Regions from separate parts of the Homo sapiens genome. Here region 2 is linked to region 1. The links are chromatin contacts, found by Hi-C or POLR2A ChIA-PET in ENCODE. All regions are on one chromosome and are shown on one strand. Each heading gives the region's core, a stretch centred on a gene start or an enhancer-like site at or near the end of the contact. The rest is flanking DNA. Distances are from core to core; before and after follow the strand shown. Region 1 overlaps SATB1-AS1 (SATB1 antisense RNA 1). Region 2 has its middle 280 kb from the start of SATB1-AS1.

The links. Hi-C counts contacts between places; a loop is a spot of excess contacts on that map. ChIA-PET counts read pairs that join two places held with the same protein, here RNA polymerase II (POLR2A). Pooled maps may share reads with other maps.
Region 2: a loop to region 1 is called in a pooled map, with 2.4 times the contacts of the local background. The contact joins two enhancer-like sites. A Hi-C loop is called at or near these places in 2 of 50 pooled maps. POLR2A ChIA-PET finds 5 or more read pairs at or near these places in 3 of 52 experiments (A673, activated CD4-positive, alpha-beta T cell and activated T-cell).

Annotation. Positions count from the first base shown.
Region 1 is chr3:18,528,993-18,533,710 of GRCh38, forward strand. SATB1-AS1 (SATB1 antisense RNA 1) reads left to right here. Exons shown (of 7, transcript NR_125803.1): 7 at 989-1,122. Among named protein-coding and RNA genes, the nearest start is that of SATB1-AS1, 86 kb to the left of the region's middle. Within about 2 kb of position 2,804, at least 2 of the 41 ENCODE cell types and tissues checked have a DNase peak (open chromatin) inside an H3K27ac peak, as active enhancers do.
Region 2 is chr3:18,723,673-18,728,672 of GRCh38, forward strand. No RefSeq gene overlaps it. Among named protein-coding and RNA genes, the nearest start is that of SATB1-AS1, 280 kb to the left of the region's middle. Within about 2 kb of position 2,064, at least 5 of the 41 ENCODE cell types and tissues checked have a DNase peak (open chromatin) inside an H3K27ac peak, as active enhancers do.

The DNA.
Region 1 (4,718 bases), core at 1,554-4,053:
TAGTCTAATTCTTATATAGATATTATTGAGTGATTAAATGATCAAGAAAACTGCCTACTGCTTCTCTTTACTTTTCTGTATTTAGCAGGAACATGACCTTTTCTTTTTGATCCATAATGAGAGAGATGAAGAGAATATGAGAGAATATATGAGAAATGAAAGTGTGCTAAGAATCCACATAATTAAACACCCAAACACTTAGTTTATCATTCAAGATCCTTCATGATCTTGCCAATCTATTTTCCCAACTATATCCCATATTATCTCCCTTTGCATACAGTTTAATCCATACACTAAATAACTTGCTATTCTTTAAATGCTTTGTTTTTCTACCTCTGCCTCTATTTTCATACTGCTTTCTCTACCTGACATTCTCTGTCCCCAAACTGTTGCTATTCAAATTTGACTTAGCTTGGGTTACCTGAGATATAGACACTGAGACAAGCTTTTAAGGTTGAGTAATTTGTTAGAGAGTAAAGGTAGGAGAATGATTAAGTGAAAGAATGAAAGAAAGTTTATTTTGGAAGAGCATGTTATCAAGACAGCTTTCAGTTCCAGGAAGCAACTGAAGCATAATCCCACAGGGAAAGCTCTTGAAGCCCAGACAAGCTATTCTGCCTTAAAGTTATCCTACCCAAGGGGTAAGGGAGCTAAGTATTTATACACCAACACTCTTCAGATATTGCTTGAGAGCTGCTCCTAGAGACATTAATTCCAGAAGCTTCCAACCTGTTGAACAGGTGGCAGAGTGAGTTTCAGCAGTGAGAGGACACCCTTAACAAAGAACTACTGGTGCTAGGAGTTGGAAGTTGGGCCAAAGGGAAACAGATGCTAACAGGGAGGTAATATGAGAGGCACTGACAGCATCTGCTACAAAACTGTCCCCAAAAGAAAAGATGGGATACAGCTGGTTATGCTGCAGTTAAAAAGCAACCAAGTATTAATGGCTTAATACCACAAAAGTTTATTTTTCACTTCTTGTTATCAGGAGACCTCTGTGGATTCTATAACTCAAAGACCCAGGCTGACGGCTGGTGGAATAGCTACCATCTCAAACATGGCGTGATGCTGCATCAGAGAGAAAAATAAGCTCTTGCATTGACAATGAAATGTCTACCCTGTAGTGACTTGTGCTTACTTCCACTCACAAGTGATTGCCCAGAGCTACTTACCTGGCTCCAATCTACCACTGGGTGTGTACTTGCAATCTACCATGTACCTAGAAGATGAGAGAAACAAATTATTAATGATGACCACACCCCAATACTAACAACAATTGCAGAAGAATCAATGACTTAAACAAAAATGTGGCCATTGAAGGAATAGAAAATATAGTGAGTTTAGTGTAAATTTAAAAGTGATTTATAAGTAACATACAAAATCCAGAAACTATAAGAAAACAGATTCACAAATATAAATATATAAAGCTTTAAAAAAGTTTAATGTAACAAAAATGGCATAAAAGGAGTCAAAAGTTTTTAAAAAATATGTTAATGCAGTAGATTAGGTGCTAATTTTCTTAATATACTAATAACTCAATAAGAGAAATTTTGTATCTAGAAGAAAATGAACATGGAAATAGGCAATTCACAGATAATGGCATTCATCTGGCGAATAAAAAAATGTGTGACATTCAGAATAAAATAAAAATGAAATACTGGTTTTCAGCCATCACTTGAGCAAAACTGCAAAGATACAATGAGACTCAGGCATTCCCATATACTGTGGATGGGAGGGCAAAGACCTTCAACCTCTAATTTTATTTCTATTTTTAAACATGTATGTTAAAATTTTAAATGCTAATGTCCTCTTGACCCAATAATCTTATGTCTAAGATTTGAATCTGGAGATAAACTTGAACAAATGCATCTAGATTTATGTATAAGTATTAATATAGTTTAGATGTGTGTTCCCACCCAAATCTCATATTGAAATGTAATCCCCAGTGTTGGAGGTGGGTCCTGGTGTGAGGTGATTGGATTATGGGGGTGAATTTCTCAGGAATGGTTTAACATCATCCCCTACGGCCCTGTCCTTGCATAGTGAGGTGAGTTCTTCTGAGATCTGGTCATTTAAAGTGTGCAGCACCTCCCCGCCTCACTCTCTCTTGCTCCTGCTTTTGCTATGTGATGTGTGAGCTACTGCTGTGCCTTACACCATGATTTGAAGCTCCCTGAGGCCTCCCCAGAAGGAGATGCTGCCATGCTTCCTGTACAGCCTGCAGAATTGTGAGGCAATTAAACCTCGTTTCTTTATAAATTACCCAGTCTCACGTATTTCTTTATGGCAATGCAATAATAGACTAATACTAATATGTTCAGTGAAACATTATTTGTCATTATAACACCCCCATCCACCAATGTCCATAGATAGGAGATTAGCTGAATGATTTATAGTACATACTTATAACGAAGTATTATACAGCCATTGAAAAGCCTGAAATAGACTTTTGTGGGCTGAAACAAAAAGCCTAGGATAGAATATTGATGAAAAATGAAATACAAAAAGCAATCTATAGTGTGATTCCACTCGTGTGTGTGTCTTGCAGATGCATAGACAATTTGTGAGCGAATACGAGAATGTTAAGAGTGGCAGCCTTTGGGGAGGGCTAATAGTTCAGGGAGATAGAGCAGGGCTGTAGAGGATGTCAATTATTTTTTGGCGATGCTCACTCACCATTCCTTGTCTTTATAAAAAAAACCCTTCTCACTCACATACATGCTTTGAAGAAGGTGCTTCATTACTTCAACTCCAGAGATGCAAGATGAGACCCAAGCCTGGTAAAAGAGCCTACCCAATTTCACTACCCACATTGACTCATCAAGGGTGTTATGAGTTGAAAGTTGGTCAAACCTGAGAGAGTTTTGGGACTTGTATGTGAGCCCCTGGGACTATAGAAAACTCTTTTCTTCTGAGTGTGAGTCTGGAGGATGTATGCTTGAACTACTCCAGCCTATGAATGTTATGAAAGAGGAAACAAAACAATGAGGAAGAAGCATAGCGGATATGTCCAGAACAGATCATTGGACATTTCAGTTAAATAAACAACAATAAACAAACAAACAAACAAACAAACAAGCAATTTTTCCCCTTAGGGAACTTTGAATTAGGACCTATCTAGATGAGTTCTTTTCCTTTATTTTAATATTATGTTCAGTTTGAATAAATATATGTAGTTTTGTAGTAAAAAGCATTTTGTAAATAAGAAGGTTCTATCCACTTTGTAATCACACTTTTAAAAAGATGCACAATAGAAAGCTTGGATATATAAACTGAGACATTTCTAAATGTAATACAAGACAGCCATTAAAAAATAATGAGGTTTATTTATGTGTATTCATGTGGAAAGATACTCTAAAAGAGTGAGAAAATATCAGGTTCCAGAAAAATCACTTAGAATACATTTTCATTTATATAAAAGAAAAAGATGTTTATATGTTTATTACAATCCAAAAAGCTATACAGCAGATTAATCAGTTCCTAAGTATGGGGTTATGGGTGGGGGACTTCACTTCCTATTTTATACACTAATGTATGTAAATATTTTATCCCCATTCTTAGGTGATAAAGACCTCAAGGATGAGTTTCATCTCATCTTTGAATTCTTCAGATCACCTGCTCATATTAGATAACAAATATATGTTTGTGGAGTAAATGAGTTTGGAAAAAAGAAAACATAAAATTAATTAAGAGGAGGATTTTACTTCATAGAATAAGGAAAATCCAGCAGTTTTGTGTGTGTTAAAGGCAAATTTCCAATATTAGCAGATCCATAGGCTTTGAAAAAATAATCAGTTCACAAGACCCACCTCCCCCAATTCTAGCTGGTCCTTTGCAGCTAGAGTTACTCAGAGAATAAGTAACATTTTATGTGTTTTTTTTTTTTAACTGGAGATTTTTTTCATAGAGGTAGTAATAGTTAGGATATTTTAGGGTTATGCTATAGTAACAAGCCCAAAATCTCGGTGGTTTCAAAAGTAAAAGTGTATTTCTTATGTTTGAAACCACTGAGATTTCATGCCACATTTCCAAAGCAAAGTAGCAGTAGTACTGTTCATTCTAGTCACTCAAGAACTCAGCAGATGAAGTCTCTGTCTCAAAATGTGCATCCACAATCACACTGGAAAGGAAAAGTCATGGCAAATTCTGCAATGTTTCTTCAAATTGTCATCTGGAGGTGACGTACACTCTTAGGTTTCATTGGACCATGCAAATCACATGAACATGTCTCACTTCAAGGAGGTAGGGAAGTGCCGTCTTACCACATGCATTTTCTGAAGAATGATAGATGAGATTTACTTCCATGCAACATTACCCACATTTACATACTTTTCAACATTCCAGTTTGGTGTCCCTTCCTTGAAGTCTATTTAAAAATGCTTGTATCATAACCACTTGCCCACAAATTACTTCCCAGAACACATGATTTTACCTATTAGCAGTGTGTTAACAATTTTGTTTAAAATAAAAATTCTCTTGACTTGTTAATTGCCATTTTCAGCAAATGCAAAGCAAACTGCAGCACTGCCATGTTCCCTAGGGTGAGTGGGAGGCTCAATAAATACTAAGGGGTGAGAATATTTGCCTTGATTAAAATGATAAAGTAAATACTTATATTTGAAAATGTTAATCTGAGTAATAAGAGCTCTAATTTTTTTAGTCATCATGCATGATATAAAATATATAATTTATTGTGAAATAAACTGCCCTAAGTAGGC
Region 2 (5,000 bases), core at 814-3,313, 190 kb after region 1:
AGTGGGGTTATCTGCTCTGTAACACTGCTCTTGTGAGAACTATCCCTATCCTGAGGGAAGTGCACTAATCCCTTCCTGAGGCCTAGGCCCCCATAACTCAAAAACCTCCCACCTCCCACCAGGTCCCACCTCCCAACATTGCTGCATTAAGGAATAAAACTTTCACCATATAAACTTTTGGGGGGACACATTCAACCCACAGCACCATGCAGACAAATGCCTCTTATTCCTGGTTTGCTTTACTCACTTATCTGATTGTGTCCTGTAGGCTTGTGAGTGTCTGTCCTGAATAATTTTCAAAGATTTAGATGTGAAATGACACTTGAAGAATGCTTCATTTTAAAAAATGTGCAAGGAGGTAAGTGATACAGGAGCGAAAAACAAATGTGACAAAGATCAAAGGAGGGGGTTGATATTATCAGATAATTTTTCATAGGGGAGGTATGTCTGGAAGGACACATAGGTCCTCAGGCTAGGAGGATGGCATTGGACAAGCAAATATCTAAACTCCACAAAACAGCTGTCTAGAGACCCTCAACATATTTTTCTCAATCACCAAATGTAATCACAGTGCTTCTTTACTTAAAAACTGTCAGTGGCTTCCTATTGTCTTCAGGATAAAAATCCAAGCTCTTTAGATTGACTTAGGAACCTTTTAGATGTGGTCTTTGGCTACCTTCCTATGCTTGTTTTGAAAGGCAGCCCCGAATCTCCCACGTTAGCCGCTGTGAGCTAGCCACACTCAAGGGCTTGCCGTTCCCTCAAAATATCAAACAATTTTACATTTTGAACTTACTGTTTGTTTAAATTTACTCCTGCCCCAACCCACTGTCACCTCTTTTGAGAAACTTTCTCTAATACCGTCTTACTCCAAAACTGAGTTTGGGACTTCTTCTCTGGGTTCATGAAGCACAATAAACAGGGCTGCATCTTCCATTATGCCTTCTGAGCTGTAAATCTCTTAATTAATTCATCTCCCTCAATGGACTCTCTCCTTGACCAGGGGGATCAGAGTCCAGCCCTGTGAGGATGCCACGGTAGGGCTTGTTAGCCCTGAGGGAGGAAGTAAGTATAGGAGCTAGGGAGTCACTTTACTAGCTAGGTGAGCATTATAGGAAAGTTCTTTCTGTTGAAAATGAGCTGTCAGCCAGGGCTTCCCTGCCTCTCAGGGATTTGTCAGTTCACTGTGAACTTCTCTGGAAATTCAGAGCCCCGCTTCATAATTTTCGCAAATTCCTGATAGTTTGCTTCCTTATGCATCTGTCCATCAACGTTCCAGCTGTCGTGTTAGTCCTTGTTTTCATCCTACATTGTCCTGGAGGCAACATTGAATCCCTCCACCAGTTCATGAAAGATCCTCTAGAAATTAGCTTTGTGCTGGTTTACTTATTTTACTGAAAATTTGAGGGGTCAAAGAATATGTCACTATACAAAGAACATACTCTACAAACCTAATTCAGCATAATACTCATCTTCTTTAAGACATTGTCAGGGTATATCTGTAAGCAAATGTTCTTCCCTTTTTAGGAGTAAATAGGCTGCCAGCTGTTAATATAATGACATTTCTACATCCTAAACTCATGTTGACCCAAAGTCACTGCCTTAATATCTTTCTATTCATTTGCCTTAGTTCTACACTGGGGAATAATAAAAAAAGAATTTATCTTTTACAAGACAGATTTCAAATCTATCATATAGTTCTAATCTTTTACAGGTCAAGCATCCTTTGTGTCTTTATCTAGAATTGGGGGCCCTGAGAGGCAATTATTTTTTTCAATGAGAAAAAAGTTCACAGACTTTCATAGTAATATTTTTGGGAGTTTTTATGTGAAAACCTTTTCTCAAGTTCACCCTAAATTGATTCTGTGAAATCTCAGCTTTCTGTTGCCTTCAGGTGGATGAACACTTTCATAGGCAAGTAAAATAGATTGTTACACCTGACTTATTTACACAAAGTAAAAAATAGGTTACAGCCTTTTAATTTAAGCTGATCAACTTTATTATTTCTCTTTGGATGAAAGCATGTGCAATGTTTTCTGTGGTTTGGGTGTAATTTCCTGCCAGAGGGGGATGTGGAGGCGGAGGGGAAAGGAGGGGTTGCTGAGTTTTGCCATCAAATTCTTAAGTCCAGCTGCTCTCTTTTAAGTGTCAATGACCTTACTCTATAGCATCCAGACTGGTCAAGGTCCCTATAATGAGAAAACCAAATTACAGGTATGTAATTTTCACAGTTTTCTGCCGGGATCTCCAAGTTGGTGACAAATTGATATACTACTGTCTGTACGGAAGACTGCTTTCAGAAAACAGGCCACTCTCAGTTGAAACACTATGCCTGAAGGATTGCGCAATTTTAAACTTCCGAGATATAAAAAACATCCTTCACCCAAGTCTCTTGTAGAATGTTGAACTATAGAGCATATTGTTTAAGCTTGGAAAGCCCTGCCAGAACAACAAGATGTGAGAAAAATCTTCAGGCACCAGGAACAAGGAGATCATGGAAAAGCAACTAACAATGGGAAGATAACGTATGTCATGGGACTAGAATCTCAAATTGTGAATTTTGTTATACATTCCTCTGCCAAACTTTTAGACATTCACAGTTAGTCAATATGTCCCTTATAGTTACATATTTTTCTAGACAGTAATTTCCTAAGATCATAATAAAAAACAGTAATCATTATAGAAATAGAAATAAGTAACATTTATTGAGATTTCCCTATGTGTCAAGTTCAGTTCTAAACACTCCCCATGCATTCACTTATTTGATTCTTACAACCAATGCATGAGGTACAAATTATTATTGTCCTCATTTTGCAGGTGAGAACACTGAGGCACAAAGAAATATGTAATTTGTCTAAGGTTGTACTGTCAGCAAAGGGTTGGGACCAGGGGTCAACCCAGGCAACCTGTCTCTGGTGCTCTCATGCTGTTACCAAACTGGACCTCTGGAAGGCACAGTGTCATTTTCCATAGGAGCAGAGAAATAATTGGGTGGTGTATTCCTGACCAAGAGCTTAGCTATGCTTAAAAGTAAATGATCAAGCTACAGTGACCCCTTGGTATGTGTGAGGGATTGGTTCCAGGACCCCCATGTATACCAAAATCTGCACTTACTCAAGTCCCTCATTCAGGCTTGCAGAACCTGCAAATGCTGAAAGTTGGCTGTCCATGCAGGCAGGTTTCGCATCATATGAATGCTGTATTTTCCATCTGCATTTGTTTGAAAATTATCCACATGTAAGTAGACCCCAGAAGTTCAAACCCATGTTGTTCAAGGATCAACTGTAATGTCAAAAAACTAAAAATATAACTAAATGGATCTCTTCTCAGTAGAAATGGTGGATAGTCAAGCTGAGATTTTCGTCAGCAGTTCCCAAAGGTGGCAGAAATGGGCCCTAATCCTGGAGTTATTGAGTCAGAGGTCAAGAATGAGAATTTACATTTCTAACATTTCTCCAGGTGATTCTAATGCAGATCTGTATTAGGAGATCACAGATCTAAGTTTCATTTTTAAACACCTCTTGAGCCTGGATGAACAAAGGTTAAAAAAAAAAAGAAAACTATTGCTGTATAAACAGAGGTGAAAAAAACAGCCATGACTTCAAGGTGTTCAAAAACAACTCACGGTTTGCATAGGATGAAGGGAAATAGGCAAATAAGCTGCTGTGATACAGTTTAACAAAATTTCTTATAGAGCGAAGAGAACAATAGCAATTCCAAGAAAGGAAAAAGGACAAGGAAAATCAGAAAATGCTTGGTAGAGGAAGTGACATTTAGGCTGAATTATCTGAAAAGATGAGGATGAAGTAGTTACTCAAGAAAGGGAGATTAGAGGAAGAAGGGCCAGATACAAGGACACATGTTTTTTCAACAATAACTAATGCATATTTGCAATGTGCTGGGTATTTTATTATGTGATGGACATGGAATATGTGCAAATGAACATAGAGGTTAGAGTTTGTGGCTTATTCAAGGAGCTGAGAGTAGTCAATTTTGTTTAGATGTGCCACAAGGTAAAAAGAGGAATGGTCAAAGAGGTCACAGGTTCTGTTCCCTAGGAAGCAGACTCTAAGGGAGGATTAGCAAGCAGAGTATTTATTAAGGAGTGCCCTCAGGATCAACATCTGTGGATGTGCAGGAGGGGAAAGTAGACTGGGCAGAGGCAGAAGTTGAGCTGTGATGTAGGCCCTACAAATGTCTCACCCTAACCCACAGAGAGCTCTGTATCTTGGGTAGCCGGCAACTTAAAATTCATTGTGTTTAGAACAAAAGAAAGAACCCTAAAAATAGTAACCAGTTCATCTTGAAGTGGGAAAAGGGATGGGTAGGGTTCCTATGTGTTGCCATAATCGGAAGAATGGAATAATTTCTATTATTCTGTTTCAGATGCTTGCTCTTCTCTGAACAACTTGACCACACCTCTTTAGAATATTCCCTCTGCAAACTCCATACTCCTCACAGCCCCCAGTTAATAACCCAGGATCCTGGGCTGTGAGACAGAAATGGAACTGCCTTCTCCACAACCCCACCATGTTACTTATGAGCTGAATGCAGAGTCCCCATGCAGGGTACTCCTCCTGTCCCATGTCAAAAACACAGCGTTTGCCCTACAGTCATGAAGTCAGCAAAGAGAGCCGTTTCCTAATACAAAAGTGATACTTAGAATTATGTACAATAATAAGTAGAATCACTCCAAGTGAGTTATCTATTTATAACTGGAATATTGATATTACTGCTGATATTAACAACAATTACATAGGATACTGCTTGCAAAAATACTCTAAACTTGATGAATTCATTTTGCCCTCAGTATAGTCTTAAGAGCCAAGTGACAAAAAAATTAGTTCCATTTTGTAGAGGGGCAAATTAAGGCAAAACAACATTAAATGTGTTACCCTGATTTCTTTAGGTTGCCAGTATGATCCTCCCTCTCCTGGACACTTTTGGCTCCTCCTTGCAGTCTTGGATGGCATTCCTTTGTGTGTGTGTGTGTGTGTGTG